Linked DNA regions of Homo sapiens: all the other regions are linked to region 1. The links are chromatin contacts, found by Hi-C or POLR2A ChIA-PET in ENCODE. All regions are on one chromosome and are shown on one strand. Each heading gives the region's core, a stretch centred on a gene start or an enhancer-like site at or near the end of the contact. The rest is flanking DNA. Distances are from core to core; before and after follow the strand shown. Region 1 holds the start of BUB1B (BUB1 mitotic checkpoint serine/threonine kinase B). Region 2 holds the start of KNL1 (kinetochore scaffold 1). Region 3 holds the start of CHST14 (carbohydrate sulfotransferase 14).

Evidence for each region. Hi-C counts contacts between places; a loop is a spot of excess contacts on that map. ChIA-PET counts read pairs that join two places held with the same protein, here RNA polymerase II (POLR2A). Pooled maps may share reads with other maps.
Region 2: a pooled map shows a loop between it and region 1 (7-fold over the local background). The contact joins the promoter of KNL1 here to the promoter of BUB1B in region 1. A Hi-C loop is called at or near these places in 4 of 50 pooled maps. POLR2A ChIA-PET finds 5 or more read pairs at or near these places in 2 of 52 experiments (GM12878 and OCI-LY7).
Region 3: a loop to region 1 is called in a pooled map, with 2.7 times the contacts of the local background. The contact joins the promoter of CHST14 here to the promoter of BUB1B in region 1. A Hi-C loop is called at or near these places in 5 of 50 pooled maps. POLR2A ChIA-PET finds 5 or more read pairs at or near these places in 2 of 52 experiments (OCI-LY7 and Panc1).

What each region holds. Positions count from the first base shown.
Region 1 is chr15:40,158,187-40,163,158 of GRCh38, reverse strand. It overlaps BUB1B (BUB1 mitotic checkpoint serine/threonine kinase B), which reads right to left and starts at 2,090. Exons shown (of 23, transcript NM_001211.6): 1 at 1,904-2,090. The coding sequence starts at 1,938. RefSeq lists enhancers at 935-1,699, 1,707-1,836, 1,857-1,956, 4,830-4,972.
Region 2 is chr15:40,591,573-40,596,544 of GRCh38, reverse strand. KNL1 (kinetochore scaffold 1) reads right to left here and starts at 2,296. Exons shown (of 26, transcript NM_144508.5): 1 at 2,153-2,296. TRS-GCT4-2 (tRNA-Ser (anticodon GCT) 4-2) reads left to right here and starts at 2,639; the gene lies at 2,639-2,720. RefSeq lists enhancers at 1,817-2,136, 2,357-2,576 and a silencer at 2,697-2,746.
Region 3 is chr15:40,467,924-40,472,895 of GRCh38, reverse strand. It overlaps CHST14 (carbohydrate sulfotransferase 14), which reads right to left and starts at 1,912. Exons shown (of 1, transcript NM_130468.4): 1 at 1-1,912. The coding sequence starts at 1,682. The coding sequence ends at 552. BAHD1 (bromo adjacent homology domain containing 1) reads right to left here. Exons shown (of 7, transcript NM_014952.5): 7 at 4,660-4,972. RefSeq lists enhancers at 145-1,048, 2,331-2,440 and silencers at 1,501-1,750, 1,801-2,040.

The DNA of each region.
Region 1 (4,972 bases), core at 841-3,340:
CACCACTCCATCACAGGGAGCATCACATTCACACCCATTCAGACTGGGATCATTTAGACACGCCAATTAACAGGCACATCTTTGGGATGTAGAAGGAAACTGGAGTACCTAAGGAAACCCATGCAGACATGCGGAAAACATGAAAACTCCACATACACAGCAGCCCCGCAATGAATTGATTTTTTTTCTCATCAACATTATAACGAAACGATGTTATACCAGGACCTGCTCTATATTGTGTGAACTCTGTAAAGGTAAGGGCTATGCCATTTATTTTTGTATGCCCATGATCTAATACGAGATATAACACTATTATGCCCTGTTTGTTGAATTCATCTGAACTTTCTTCTCTTGCTCTTAAAAATAGTGAATTACACTATCTCAGTTAAATATCCCAAATTGAGCTAAGACTGCCCCCACTTCCTCCCAGACCTGCTCCTCCCACAGTCTTCCTCTTTCTCAAATAAATGGCAATCCCATTCTTCAGTTACCCAAGCCAAAAATCTTAGTGCCAACTTTGATGCCCTTCTCATACCCCTCAGTCAGTCAGCAAGTCCTACTGGTTCTACCTTCAAAATATATACAGAAATCAACCACTTATCATCATCTCCACTGTTTTCCACCTGGCTCAACTCACTTTTGAGCTGAATTATTTCAATAACCTCTTAACTGGTGTCCCTTGCTTCCATCCTTTGCTGCCTTTAGTGTATTCAACACTACAGCCAAAGTGACCCCATTTAAACCCAAGTCAGATTATGTCTTTCCTTTGCTCAAAACCTTCCAATGACTTTTGATTACAACTAGAGTAAAAGCTAAGTCCTTACAATCTGCATCTTCACCATTTTTACATAATATCCTTTTACTCTTCTAGTTAATTCTGCTCCAGTGACAATGGCCTTGGACATGCCAGGTGCAACTTCCTCCCCTAGCTCTCACCCTCAGCCTTTGTACTCTCCTCAGATATAGAACCTCTAGCTTTTGAGATTCCTTCAAGTCTTGACCAAAGTGACATCTCCTCAGTGAGACTCCAGTGTTCAAGTTAAATTGCACCAATCCCCACCCCCAATATTCACTACACCCAGTTGCTTTATTATTTTTTTTAGTACTGACCACATCTCCACCTAACAGTTTGTCTTTATTGTCTGACTCCCCCACCTTCATCCCATGCCAGAACTTAAGCTTCATGAGGGTTGAGATTTTTGTGTCTGTATATTTGCTGCACTCAGAGCTTAGCCAAAAAAATACTTGTTACATGAATGAAAGAGCCCATGACATAGCACTTATCTAGGTATTGCGGGCACCACAGTGAAAACACATACAGATTTCCAACCTAGAACTGCAATATAGTTTTTTTAATACAAGGAAAAGCCGCAAACATGCAGAAAAAGGCTTTTAGATCTCTATGTTATTGGCATAATTTAGATCTCTATGATATTGGCTAAAGGCTTTCAGATCTCTGTGCTATTGGCATAGCACCTGCCATTTGTTGAGCGCTTATTTGGAAGCAGTTACTTAACAAATACTTTGAATTCCCCCAGAACCACGTAAGGCAGCATTAACATCAGCATTTTCCATACAAACGATTTGCCCAAGGTCAAACAACTAGCAGGTGGCTGAGCTGAGTTACAAACAGACAACATTGCAACTTCCAAACTCTTTGTTCCGCTGGGGTCCCGCAGCCTTCTTCGCTTTGAAGCTGGATGCGGCAGGATTCGCACGTGCCCTCAGTCCACTGCGTTTTCACCTCCACCTCCGGCATTCTACTCCAAAAGGAAGGAGGCTCCGGTGGGGTCTGTTCTGACGGTGCCGATCTCCCCCTCGACTGCTCCGAGCGGAGCCTTCTATTACCTACCAGGCCGTGTCCTCTCAGGCCCAGCCCCCAGCAGCTTTCTCCCGTACCTACCTCAGAGCACCCCCTTCCTTCTTCACCGCCGCCATCCTGCATTCCTGGCTCAGGTCCTCGTCCTGCTGCAGGCCTTTCCTCTGGGCCACAGACCGCCTGGGCTTTCTTCCGCAACCTGCCCTCGGAGCTACAGAAGCGACCAAGGCACGTACACGACTCCCTAACAAACCGGCCACCTCAAGCCCACACCCCTAGCCGCCAAGTTTCAAATTTAACGGTCCCGCGCGGTCGACGTGGCCACGCCCCTCCGCTCCTCCGTGCTCTCGCGTCTCGCCCAAGGCATTCTGGGGCTTGTAGTTTATGCCTGTTTAGTCCGCGAACTCGCGGTGCATAATGGGAATTGTAGTTTTTGGGATTCAATGGCCGTGGAAGTGCAGCAGGCTTAGGCAAAACAAATACCCCCAGGTGCTGTCTTGAGTCGCGGCTCGAAGCCGAGTCTCTGAGCCGAGCGAGGAACACTTAAAGCACCAGAACTTCTTTGCTGTTTTGAGTGTTGGGAGATGTCTCTGAGTGCTTGCACTTGGCGTGACTCTTGTAGGGTGACTACCCCTGCTGTCTGCCCCAAATCTCACCCGTCCGGAGTTCTTAGGCCACTGACCTAGCTGTTTCCTGCCCCACCCTTGAATTCAAAAAGCTGGATTCTAGTTCTGTAAAATCATACCAAATGTGCAACCTTAGGCAAGCTACATAATCTTTCTGACCATCAGTTTTCCTCATCTATAAAGTGATGATACTGTCTTGCTTTCTCTTCTGCTCAGTCCACAAGCAGTAAACACAGCCATGCTATGGTTCCCAAGGTGTTACCTCTTTTCCCCTTCAGGGGACTAGCCTTGACTGACATTAAACTGTTTGTTGCAATTTCAATTTTCTGAGGAAGAAATTGTGATAGCTCAGATGTGACCAGGGGAGTAGAGTCTTTTTGTTTGTTTGGTTGGTTGGTTTTGTTTTAGAGACAGGGTCTTCTTCTTGCTCTGTTGCCCAGGCTGGAGTGCAGTAGCCCCATCATGGGGCTACTGCATTCCAGCCTCCAACTCCCGGGGTCAAGTGATCCTCCCACCTCAGCCTCCGCAGTAGCTGCGATTACAGGCATTAGCCACCTTGAGGAAGGAACAGGGTCATTTAAGAAAGCCCAGGTACAGGGGAGTTCTCCTTTATGACTGTGGGGATGGTCAGAGAGGTGGCACTTCCCAGAGGCAGATGCTGAGGATACTGTCCACTACCCTCTGGTTCTTAGTTCCCAGCTTTCTGTCTTTGTTCATGTTATATAAGTCCTTCTTTCCTCTGAATCATCAGGACTCTTGATTCCAAAGAAGTAGAAATCCAACTTAAATCGGCCTACTCAGAAAAGGGAATTTACTGTCTTTTATATATAAAAGACTTCAGATAAAGCTTAACCCAGGACTCATGTGGACTGGGCCTCTCTCCATTTCTCGCCTCTACTCTTGTTGTTGGCTTATTGTCATTCTCCATTGGGTAACAGATTCACGACTTTATCCTTACAGGTTCAAATTCAGACTTAGGAGTCACCCTGCTTAACCCCTTCCTCCCAAACAGTCACTGGGGATAGTGGATTCAGGGCTTTGATTGTTCAGAACCAAGTCATGTGTTTCACCTTGGGACTGAGAGAGGGGAAGGGGTGATTCCTCATAGGAAATTTTGGTTACTCTTTACATCAAAGTCCTCCACATCCAGGAAGCTTTCCTGGATCATATGAGGTGTGGTGCGTGGGATTCTCTCACTGGCTCATTTTATCTCTTACCTTATGTCAGTACTGGCCTAGCACTTCATTTTCTTTCAACAGGGTGTCCTGTTCATATCTACAGCTTCTCAATTTTGACTATTTCCTACAAACAATCTTGGAAACGTAGTGTTTGGTCTTTTGATCTCAGTCTTTCCTATAACCTAGTCGGATTCCCCATAAACTCTGCTACGATGTAGAATGCATTCAGGCTAAACCCCTTGCTTGTTTCACTACGGGAAAAGAAGGAGGTAGGTAAAACAAAACTCCAAAATGTATGACAGAAGGTACTCTGTGGTTTAATTTGGAAAATGAGTTTTTAGGGATGTCCCATGAACTGATGGGTGGAGCTCCCAGCAAGCAAGGTTTGCCTTTGAGGAAGAGGAATGCTGAAAGCAGCAGGGTTTGTCTGTGGACTTGGGGGAACTGGAGTGAGTGGGGCACAGGATATCCACCTTGGATTGTGACCCTTTGTTGGCCTGGTCCCAAGGACTTACGGTTTTGTGGAGTGAGGGCCTGAGGCAGTGGCCTTAAGAGCTGGTTCTATGTACTTTGGAAGGCTGAGGCGGGCGGATCACTTAAGGTCAGGAGTTCAAGACTAGCCTGGCCAACATGGTGAAACCCCGTCCTACTAAAAATACAAAAATTAGCTGGGTGTGGTGGTGCATGCCTGTAATCCCAGCTACTCCGGAGGCTGAGGCAGGAGAATCGCTTGAACCCGGGATGCGGGGGTTGCAGTGAGCTGTGATCATGCCACTGCACTCCAGCCTGGGCAACAGAGTGAGACTGTCTCTAAAAAGGAAAAAAAAAAAGCTGGTTCAGTGTGATGCCAGCCTCCAACAGCACTGCCTTCGTGCCCAGGCGCCGAGGGCACAGCCTCACTTGGCCATTCTGAGAGCACAGGGAGGCCCTCCCTGGAGCCAGACATCAGCACCCCACAGTGGACACCAGCAGAAGCAAGATGTCCTCCAGTAGCCTTGGAGACAGAGGCCATCAACCAGAGAGAGCTTGAGCAGGACAGGAGGAACATGGCAGATGCTCTGAAAACACCCAGACCACCTAGGGAAGGCTTCAAAAGGAGGGACTCATTCAGTGCCACACATACAGTTGCATAAATATTGCTGCATCCGAGAGTGCCTGTCACGCAAATGGGGACATTTTTCTGCTTTTTCTACTCAGAGAAGGCACCTTCAAAAGTGCCCAGAGAGGCCTCCTCTCTCTAATTCACACAAAGCCCTGTGTGCAGCGGCCCTGGGGCCCTATGGAAGAGCCAATGGGATTCTCCTGACTAGTGCATGTGACTCCATAGGTCTGAGGCCTGAGGAAATGGG
Region 2 (4,972 bases), core at 1,047-3,546, 430 kb before region 1:
CAGGACTTTGGGAGGCCAAGGCAGGCGGATCCCGAGGTCAAGAGTTCGAGACCAGCCTGGCCAACGTGGTGAAACCCCGTGTCTACTTAAAAATATAAAAATTGGCTGCGCATGGTGGCGGGTGCCTATAATCCCAGTTACTGCGGAAGCTGAGGCAGGAGAATCATTTGAACCCAGGAGGCGGAGGCTGCAGTGAGCCAAGATAGCACCACTGCACTCCAGCCTGGGTGACAGAGCGAGACTCCGTCTCACAAAAAAGAATAAATAAATAAATAAAATTTAAAATATCATATTTTCCTTCAATTTCTGTATTTTTTTAAATGGCTACTAAGTTTGGGACATATATACTTAATGTTTGGACCCAACCACTGTACTCAATAAATAGACTGTTAGGTATTTCTTTGATCTCAGGGTGCCATGCATCAAGAAAATTTGGGAACCACTACTCTAAATAATCCGTAGGTCCTCAAACAGCGACTGAGCCCAATTAGCCTTTGAGCTAAGAGTGTTTTTTTACCCTTTTAATGGATTGTAGAAAACAAGGCAAGCAATAACAACTAAACAAAGAATATGTGACAAAGACCATGTAGCCTGCAAAGCCTGAAATATTTACTATCTGGCTCTTTGCCCACTCCTACATTTATACGACCGATATCTAGAGTTAGTATTTTCCGGGATTGTAGGAGGATAAGAGTGAAATGACAGAGACTCTAGACCTGTGCTGTCCAATATAGTAGTTATTTACATTTAAATTAATGAAAATAAAATAAAATTTAATAATCAGTTCTTTGGTCACAATAATGACATTTCAAGTGCTCCATAGTCCCATGTCGCTAATGGGTAGTATGTTGGAGTGCACATATAAAACATTACCATTTTCACAGGAAGCCCTGTTGGACAGCACTGCTTTACTGGCAATATCTAGAGTCAGTATCTTTTACAGTCTATTATTTAACATCGAACACATCATTAATACTACCATTCCAAACATTTTAATTCAATTTACATGTATTTATCATCTTGTAAAGATTTCCAGCCATTCGCAAAGTCAAGAATTATACTGCTTTGACCCTAACCTTTAATTACCAAAATTTTACCACATATTAACTCCCATCTGTAAATCATCTCTCCAACCAACGTCCACCTCAAATGCGGTCTTCTCCACAAATCCATCACCAAAAGCATCAAATAAGCTCTCCCTTTTCCGTGCTCCCACACCACTTTAGAATGTCCTATAATCTTTTACATTCTGTCTTGTATTCTAGTTATTTGTGTATATTAGTTATTTCCCTTTGTAAACCCCTCTAGGTTTGGGAATCATCTGTCCCCGGCCCTATCACAGGATAAGGAACCCAATAAATATCTACAGGATTCGACGGAAGTGAAAACATCAATTTTAATATCTAGACTGGAATAAGCTTCTGCTTTGGTCTTCATCCACATCCTTTATCTGTTAATGCCTATTAAACCTATCTGTAAAATTCCAATCGGCAATACTTTTTCCTCCCTCAAACTTGAGTATTTAAATAAACGTGAAGAATAAGGGCTTAAATCCTGAGGAATAATGAACAGAAGAGGATTTTTAAAAACTAATTTGCGCAGTACTAATATTGACTTCATTTGTTAAGGTTATTATACTTGCAGAAAACGAAAAATCTGTTACGTGCGGCCAGCACTCCGAGCAGACACCTTAAACCACGAAGAGCTGAGAATTTTAAAATCACTCATTGCTGTCACTTCATTTAGAGCCAAAAAAAGCTTAAGTGAGAAATACAAACAGCCGAGAGGTCCCTAGGGAAGAGCGGCAGGGGTGCAAGAAGAGTCCGCGAGCCCTGACAGAGGACGGCAGGGCGGGGCGGAAGAGGACGCCAAGAGAGCGACGGACAAGCAACCCGAGCCGGGTGGCCGGAGGGGCCGAGGTGCAGGCGGAGAAGTGTTAGGGAAGCGGGAGGCGGCACAACGTACAGGCCGAGGAGGGGAAAAAGGGCACAGTGTGCCCGGCCCGGGGCAGGGGCGTCTACTCGGCCCGGCGCTAACGGAGGCCGCCAGGCTGAGGGAGCGTACCCTACCTCCCACCGCAGGAACTTCAGGGCGCCCAGACAAAACCCGAAGCCTTCCCTGAAGCCCAGAACGAAAGAGTCATTCTCTTTACCTGCCGCGGCAAACCTCCTCGACAAATTTTGCGCAGACTTGTTTGGGGTCCACACGCTCTGAGTTTCCTTAGAGCGGAAACAGACAGCCGCCTCTAGCAGTCCGCTCACAACGCCCGGCTCGCCTCAGTGAAGTATTCAAATCTAACCGCCTAGGTGATGCGCACGCGCAAAGCGGCTCTACGCGTCGGCTCCGCCCCTTAGGTTCCAGACCAACCCTATTTCTAAGACTCCTTTAGGGAAACTACTTTCCCAGACTCCGTGCCAATTTTATTTCCTTCAGCTTTATCTCTTTTTCGACCGAATTTCCTCTGCCCCTCCCCAGTGGAGACCTCCCCCACAATCGTGGGAGCGGCCATCTTCTTTCGATTGCTTGCTATGGAAGTGATTGGACTTTGGCTTCCGTACAAAATGGCGGCTTCCATAACATTGCGTCACAGCCCCTTGATATTACTCCCTATAGCAATCAGGAAACAGTAACTTACCGGGACGAGGTGGCCGAGTGGTTAAGGCGATGGACTGCTAATCCATTGTGCTCTGCACGCGTGGGTTCGAATCCCATCCTCGTCGATGTGGTGGCTTACTTTTGCTTGTAACCAAAGTAAATTTGCAGAGCAGAATAAATTTTTTAATAACCAAAGTAAATTTGCAGAGCAGAATAAATTTTTTAATAACCAAAGTAAATTTGCAGAGCGGAAAAACTTGAATACTTATTATTTATTACTCAATTAATCTGGCACCATCAGTTTCAGGCCTGAAATGTTGAAATACAGTATTTGGAACGTTCTGACATCACAGATAAAGAAAAGGGAGGGAAAGAGACTTTCCAGGAATCAGAAATCATGCTGGATTTAATTTCTTTTTATATGGAGTTAACAACAGTGAATAGAATTCCACAATTATTACCATCCCATATGTTCCAATGCTGCTCTGTTCCAACTTTAACACAGCTCCTAACTGAGGAGTTTCAATTATTGTAGACTGTTACTCTGGGGTTTTTAACACCTGTCCTGATTATGAGATACCAGGTTTCACTTCAAAAGCTACCATGAGACACTTTATCCGGTATTTATTATCTACAGGCACCACATGTTTTACATGAATTACATCACTATAACCCTTGATCATGACAAATATTTTTATTACTCCATTTTACAGATGAGGAGACTGAAAGATTAGCTTGCCCGAGGTTATACAGCTTCTAAATTGAAGAAAGGAGAGTGTAACCCAAATCTACTAGACGCTGGCTTAATCACCCTTCTAATCTGTGCTGTAGATTAATAATTAGTATTTATCAATCCTACACTGTGCTGTAGATTAATAATCAGTATTTATCAATCTTTTGCAGTCATGGTTTACAGATTGTCTCCTCCACAAGGCTGTCTGCATTGCACCATGCTCCACAACACGGCCTCTGGCAGGTGCTTCAGCAAGGTTTGGGCACTGAGTATGGAAAGCAGTGGCCCCATTCTCTGCTGGCTCCAGTGGCTTCTTTCTGTTACAGATCCAAATCCGTTGGGAATGTTGATACCTCCTTGGGCTCAGGACATTGAGTCACCCTTCCTTAGCCTTGCTCTCCAATGCATTCTCTACCCTGCTGCTAGGAAGGGTTTCTGCTGGGTTCCACGCATTTCCAAGGGGTCCATGGATAGAATTCAGTGGGTTATTTGGTTCAGAAAAAGATTTCATCCTTATTTCCACACTCCCTAATTGAAAGCACATCCTTCAATAACGGTAAGCAACTAACTACAGTAATATTAACCTTATCCATTATTTTGTCACCAATAGAAATCACAGATATTTTTATATCAGATTACTGTTATTGCTTTACGCTCATTGCTACTTCAAAATTGTGGTAATTTTTAGACCTGCTATTATGTCTTGTAATGTTATGCATTCATAAAGAAGTGCATGCATTAAGCTGGGCGCGGTGGCTCACACCTGTAATCCCAGCTCTTTGGAAGGCTGAGGTGGGTGGATCATTTGAGGTCAGGAGTTCAAGACCAGCCTGGCCAACATGGTGAAACCCCATCTGTACTAAAAATACAAAAATTACCCGGGCGTGGTGGCACGTGCCTGTAGTCCCAGCTACCGGGGAGGCCGAGGCAGGAGAACTGCTTGAACCCGGGAGGTGAAGGTTGCAGTGAGCCAAAATCATGCCACTGCATTCCAGCCTGGGCGACAGAGCAAGACTCCATTTCAAAAAAAAAAAAAAAAGTGCATGCATTATTATATTATTACATCACAAACTTTGAGAATATTTTGGCAACTATTCCAACAAAATTGGTTGCCTTTGTATTCTAACATATTTAATTTTATACATTTAAAAACAACATTCTGGCCAGGCATGGTGGCTCATGCCTGAAATCTCAGGAGCAGCCCTTGAGTCCGGGAGTTCAAAGACAGTCTGGGCAACATAGTGAGGCCCCTGTCTCTACAAAAAAATTTAAAAATTTAATCAAAATTTAAAAAAAATTCTGAGATGAGATCCTTAGACTTCCCCAGACTGCCAAAAGGGTCTGTGTCACAAAAAAAAGGTTAAGAGCCCCTGAGAGAGACCTTTCTAAATCTCCCTGGAGACACAGATCTACCTTTCCTTGAACTAGGATTTTTTCTCTTTCCACAACACGTTTGTAGATACCGTCCCTGCTCCTCTCCCTGCAACATACCCCTGACCCCACCCTCTTCTTTCCCATCATGTCACTGCCTGGGCGGCTCCTGCTTCTCCTTCGGATCTGAGCTTAGAGGTCACCCCCATCAACAAGCCCTGCAACCTGCAGCTCCCTCTTCCATTTCAACTAGCCCGTGCGCTCTCTCTTGCT
Region 3 (4,972 bases), core at 663-3,162, 310 kb before region 1:
CTGCTTCCGTTTTCCTTTCCTTGGAAAAATGTAAAGAACTGGCAGGTGTAGGAAATTTTGAGACTGGAGCAGAAAGGCACAAAAGTCATTTATAAGGTATGATTGCTCACTCTAGTCCTGAGGCACATGGGGTGGATAAATGGGGGATCAGAGCCACAGGGTCCCTGGCTCTGGTCATGCTTGCCCCTGGCTGGTACCATCTCTGAGTTTGGCCACAGGTTAAATTAAGGTAGACCAAGTGGACTGCATAATCCTGGCAGCCCGGGGTCTGGAGCCAGTCTTTAGATCAGATGTGTTGCTTCATTGGCAAACTGGTGTCTGCCCCCCAAGAGATCCCCCCAATGAGGAGCAGCAGGTCTCCTGCCTAGCCCTGTCCTCTGAGTCACTGTGGGTGCCCACCCTGGACAAGGAACTTCTGAGGGCAGTCTCTGCCATCCAGGATCCTGAGAAGCCCCAAGCCCCAGAGCCAGAGTTTCTCCGAATGACAGGCAGAAGCACAGAAAGCTGGCGTTGAAACCAGTCCCCACCAGCTGCTGGCCCCACACCCATGGTCACTGCTGACACGCCTCCTTGGTGACATTAGGCAGTGGGTAGGCAAAGAGGGAGAAGTCCAGGATATACTTAGGCAGCACATCCTGCAGCAGGGCCCGGGGGGCACTGCACAAGTGGTAATGCAGGCTTTCGGGGCTGGCTGGCCGGTACCAGGCCTGGCGAGCTGGAAATCGGACGTGAGGTGGTGCCCGTACCCACTCCAGCACCTGATTTGCATCAGCCTCCAGCCTCTCATAGGAGCCCACAAAGTCATAGTGCACGGCACAAGGCTGGCACAGGTGGTACACGGGCATCCAATGCTCATTCATGCGCTCAGGGTCCTCATCCACCAGGTATCTCAGGAACTCGGGGAATGTGACATCGTCGCCTGCAGGGCTGGGCCCCGCTCCAGCCCTGTACCGCCTCACTATCTCAGCCCCATAGCGTTGCTGGTACTCTCGGATCTCGCCAAACTTGTTGCGGTAGGCAGAGAGGAGGCGTTCCAAGGGCTCCCGCACAAACAGGAACTTAAAGTAGTGCTGCAGGCGGTAGCGAATCTCCTCAGGCCGCAGGTCGGCCAGGAACACCAGGTCACTGCGGTGGTCCATCTTGAGGCGGACGTCCACGCTGTCCAGGACGCCTGCCAGCACCTTCATCACCCGCTTCCAGTTAGAGCAGGCCACCTTGGGGACGTAGCAGTAGAGGAAGCGGTAACGGTCACTTACGAGGATGTGGCGCAGCAGGGTGCGCCGCTGCCCCACCGGCAAGTCCCAGGGGTCCCGGGGCATGCCTGGCTGTCCGCACACCGCCCGCAGGGTCCTGTTCCGGACGTCCTGCCGCACTTGCAAGTCCGCGTCCCCAGCCCTGAGGGACAGGCCCCCAGGCTTGGGGGCTTTCCCGCGCCAGGCTGTGCCCTCGCGGCCGGGCGGGTGCAGGGGCAGGGGCTTCATCTCGGCCAGGATGCCCCGCTCGATCATGAGCAGCAGCCCGCTGGAGGCCACGATCACCGCAAACATCAGCATGGACGGCAGCAGCAGGGGCGGCCCACCCAGCCCCGCCCGGGCCCTGCCCAGAGGGGCCCGCCTCAGCGCCCGGCCCAGGGGCTCGGCGCCATTTGGGGCCGCCAGCGGGGTCAGCGGGCGGGGGAACATGGTGCTCAAGGGGTGGGGGCCTGCGCGGGCCCGGCCGATCCGAGGGCGGCCTGGAAGGCGGGCTCGGGCTGGGGGCGGGAGGAGGGTCTGGGACCGGGGGTAGTTGGGGAGGGGAGGGCAGGGGACAGCCCTGGCGCGTGTAGGGGTGGCCGGCTCCCGGGCTGCGGCGCCGAAGCGGGCGGCGGGCGGCGGGCGCGGCGAGGGACCCGGGCCGGATGTCCCGCCCGGCCGCTCTCCACCCCCGGCCTCGCAGTGACACAGGCGCGGGGGCGGGCCCACGCCGGGGGCGGGGAGAGGGGCGGGCGCCCCTGCGGGGCGCGGGCTTGGGAGGGCGCACGCGGACCCCTACCCGGAAGAGGGCGCCTGAGTCAGGGCCACCCCTGTCCTCTGGGCTTGGGGACAAAAGCTCCTGAGACCTCGAAGGCAGAAAAGACTCGAGGCTGCTCTCCTGCAGCGTGTGTCCTCAGGGAAGTGGACAAGGGGGATTCGCCACAAACTCAGGCCTGTCCTAGCCCTTCCTCCAGCAACGGGTCTGGAGGCAGGGAGGCGGGCAGCGCTCTCTCCGAGTCCAGACGTGCCGGAGGCTGGTCTTTCCAGCTGGAAGCGGAGCCCTCGGTGTGCTCCCCCTTGCCACCCTTAACTCCCTCCGTCCTGCAGGTCGTGGCCACTCCAGGAAGGAGAAGCAGAACTGTCAGACACTGACCAGTCTCCATGGTGACCCTTGTGTTTAGCAATACCTGGGGACTGACTACAGTGCTTGTCCACTGGGTAATGCTGAAATGTCTGGAAATGGAGTCTCCCCTCCTCTGCCTTCTCCTCATGAGGCAGTGGGATAACTGGGCACTCTGGGGAGGGTCTGACACATTGGTCCATCAGCTGCTGGTGTGGCCAACACACATTTGGAAGGGTGAGGAGCTGGGGGCACAAAACAGCAGGGAAACAGCACGTAGTCTCCTTGCCTGGAGCTAGATGTGTGCTCCATGGCACCAGGCTGGTCACTTGGGCGGACAGCAGACCCGAAGTGCTTTGGATGTCAGCAACCACCATTTCCCACTGGGAACCTGGCTCAGTAGCCAGACTTGGTCCAGCTATGTGCTTGCTGCCTGCAGAGAGCCAGCAAGCCTCTGAAGCAGCAGAGGAATATGATTAGAGCCCAAGTGTACTGAGGACAGCGCCCACTAAGTGTTTTATATTCATTATCTCCTTTAGTTGTTACAGCCACCCTGGCAGGGAGCTAGTGTGGACATTCCCTTTGTACAGCTGAAGTAACAGAGGCTCAGGGAAGATGTGACTCAGTATGGGTGGTTCTGAGTCTAAAACCTAAATTTCTAATCACGGCCCTTCAGAGATTAAAGGAGCATATCATGGAATGGCTAGAAGGGAGGAAGCAGCTGACTCGAGGGCGGACTGTACAGAGCAGGTGATGGAAAATAGAAGATACCAGTGGGAGAATGGAGCTACCAGTGATCAGATGAATTCAGAAGGGTGAGGGGACTTGAGGGATGAGGTGATACTAGAGGGCTCACTGATGACCCCACAATCCCAGCAACAGGAAAAGCACACAGATGAGCCAGGGGAAGGAACGGTAAAGCCTTGCAGCCTTCCAGCTCTCCAGGGCAGGCTCTCCACATCTGATTGCCCCAGTGCATCTGCAGGCTACCACCTGTCCATTTGCTGCACCAGAAGTTTGCGTGAAGGTTCTGCCTTGTCTACACTGCTCCTTGCTTCCAATAATCCTAAAGGTATACATTTCTGGTGATAGGATTTTCTATTAAAATCATATTTTCCAGTAAGTATGTCCTTTAAACCAGGAGAGGAAAAAAAGGCCTTAGACCTTTAAAAATCTTTTGATAATGTGGCCACATGTGCTCCCTTCTGTGTTACAGGGTAGTTTTCTGTGTTAGCAGTCAGGGTGAGGCAGGGGGAGTCCTTGGGCCTGGTACTTATCTCCATACCAATTTCTTGTCTGTAAGATAAGGACAAGCTACCACTCGCCTCAAGGGAGTCTTGTGGACACCACACTGAAGGCAGAGCTAGAAAAATCCATGGTGGTGTCTGTGCCACCAATAAATTCTGAAAAAATGTTCCTGCCCACATGCACCATGCCTTAGCAAAATGCAGAAGTGGAGGCGGGGCGGGGGGGTGCTGTGGCTCCCAGGAACCTCTATGGCCTTAGAGCTGCCCCACCTGGAACATGGTCAACACTGAGGCTTCCAGGCTGGGACCAGGGCTGGGCTGAAGCAGGGGTCAGCTGGCCGCAGACCCTTGGCCCCATGATGTGGCCTTCCTCAGCAAGCAAGAAGCACCAGCTGCAAGACACTGAGGCCCTAGGACAGTGCTGGCCAGTTACCCAAGGTGATGAGGAGGGATGCTTTTTTTTTCTTTTCTGAGACAGGATCTCACTCTGTCACCCAGGCTGCAGTGGTATGATCACGGCTCACTGCAGCCTCGTGCTCTTGGGATCAAGCAATCCTCCTACCTTAGCCTCCTGACTGAGACTATAGGCATGCACTGACATGCCGGGCTAATTTTTAAATTTTTCGAGAGACATGGTCTATGTTGCCTAGGCTGGTCTTAAACTCCTAGGCTCAAGTAACCCTCCTGCCTCTGCCTCCCAAAGCACTGGGATTACAGGCAGGAGCCACTGCATGAGGCCAGTGATAAGAAGGTATCTTTGCCATGTACCTACTTGGGGACCAATTTCCAGGTCACTGGTCAGGTGAGGGCTGGCAACTGAAGTATTTCACACAGACCTAAGCAGGCAGCTGTGGCCACCATGAAATCAAGAAGTCAACTCCAAGTTCCCAGTCCCTCTGTCTCCTTCCCTCACTCTCTTTTCCCTCTGCTTCCCTGCCCTCTTTGCTCATTGGCCTTGGTGAGCATCCATGCCACAGGGGTTAAGAGGGACCTCTGAAATAAGAATAGTGGGTCTCTCCACACCCACACACCAAAAGATGACAGGACACACAGGAAACGATCCTTTTCTAAATCAATACAATTTCTCAAATTTATTTTTTTCTTAAAGAAGTACTTCTAATCTCTGTCAAAAGGGAGGTGAGGAAAGGTCCTTCCTCCCTTGTAAACACTGAAATACAGATCTGGGAAACCAGGATCAACACACACAAAAAGTGCATTTTACAAAATATCAACTAAAATATATTTTACATGGATTATGCTTCCATTGAAATTCTACCAGCTGCATTTTCAGGTTCGAAAAAATATTTCCACATCTAAGAGATTTCAAAAGCATTTAAGTTCGGGGCAGCCAAGACCCTACCTCCTGGGAGGAG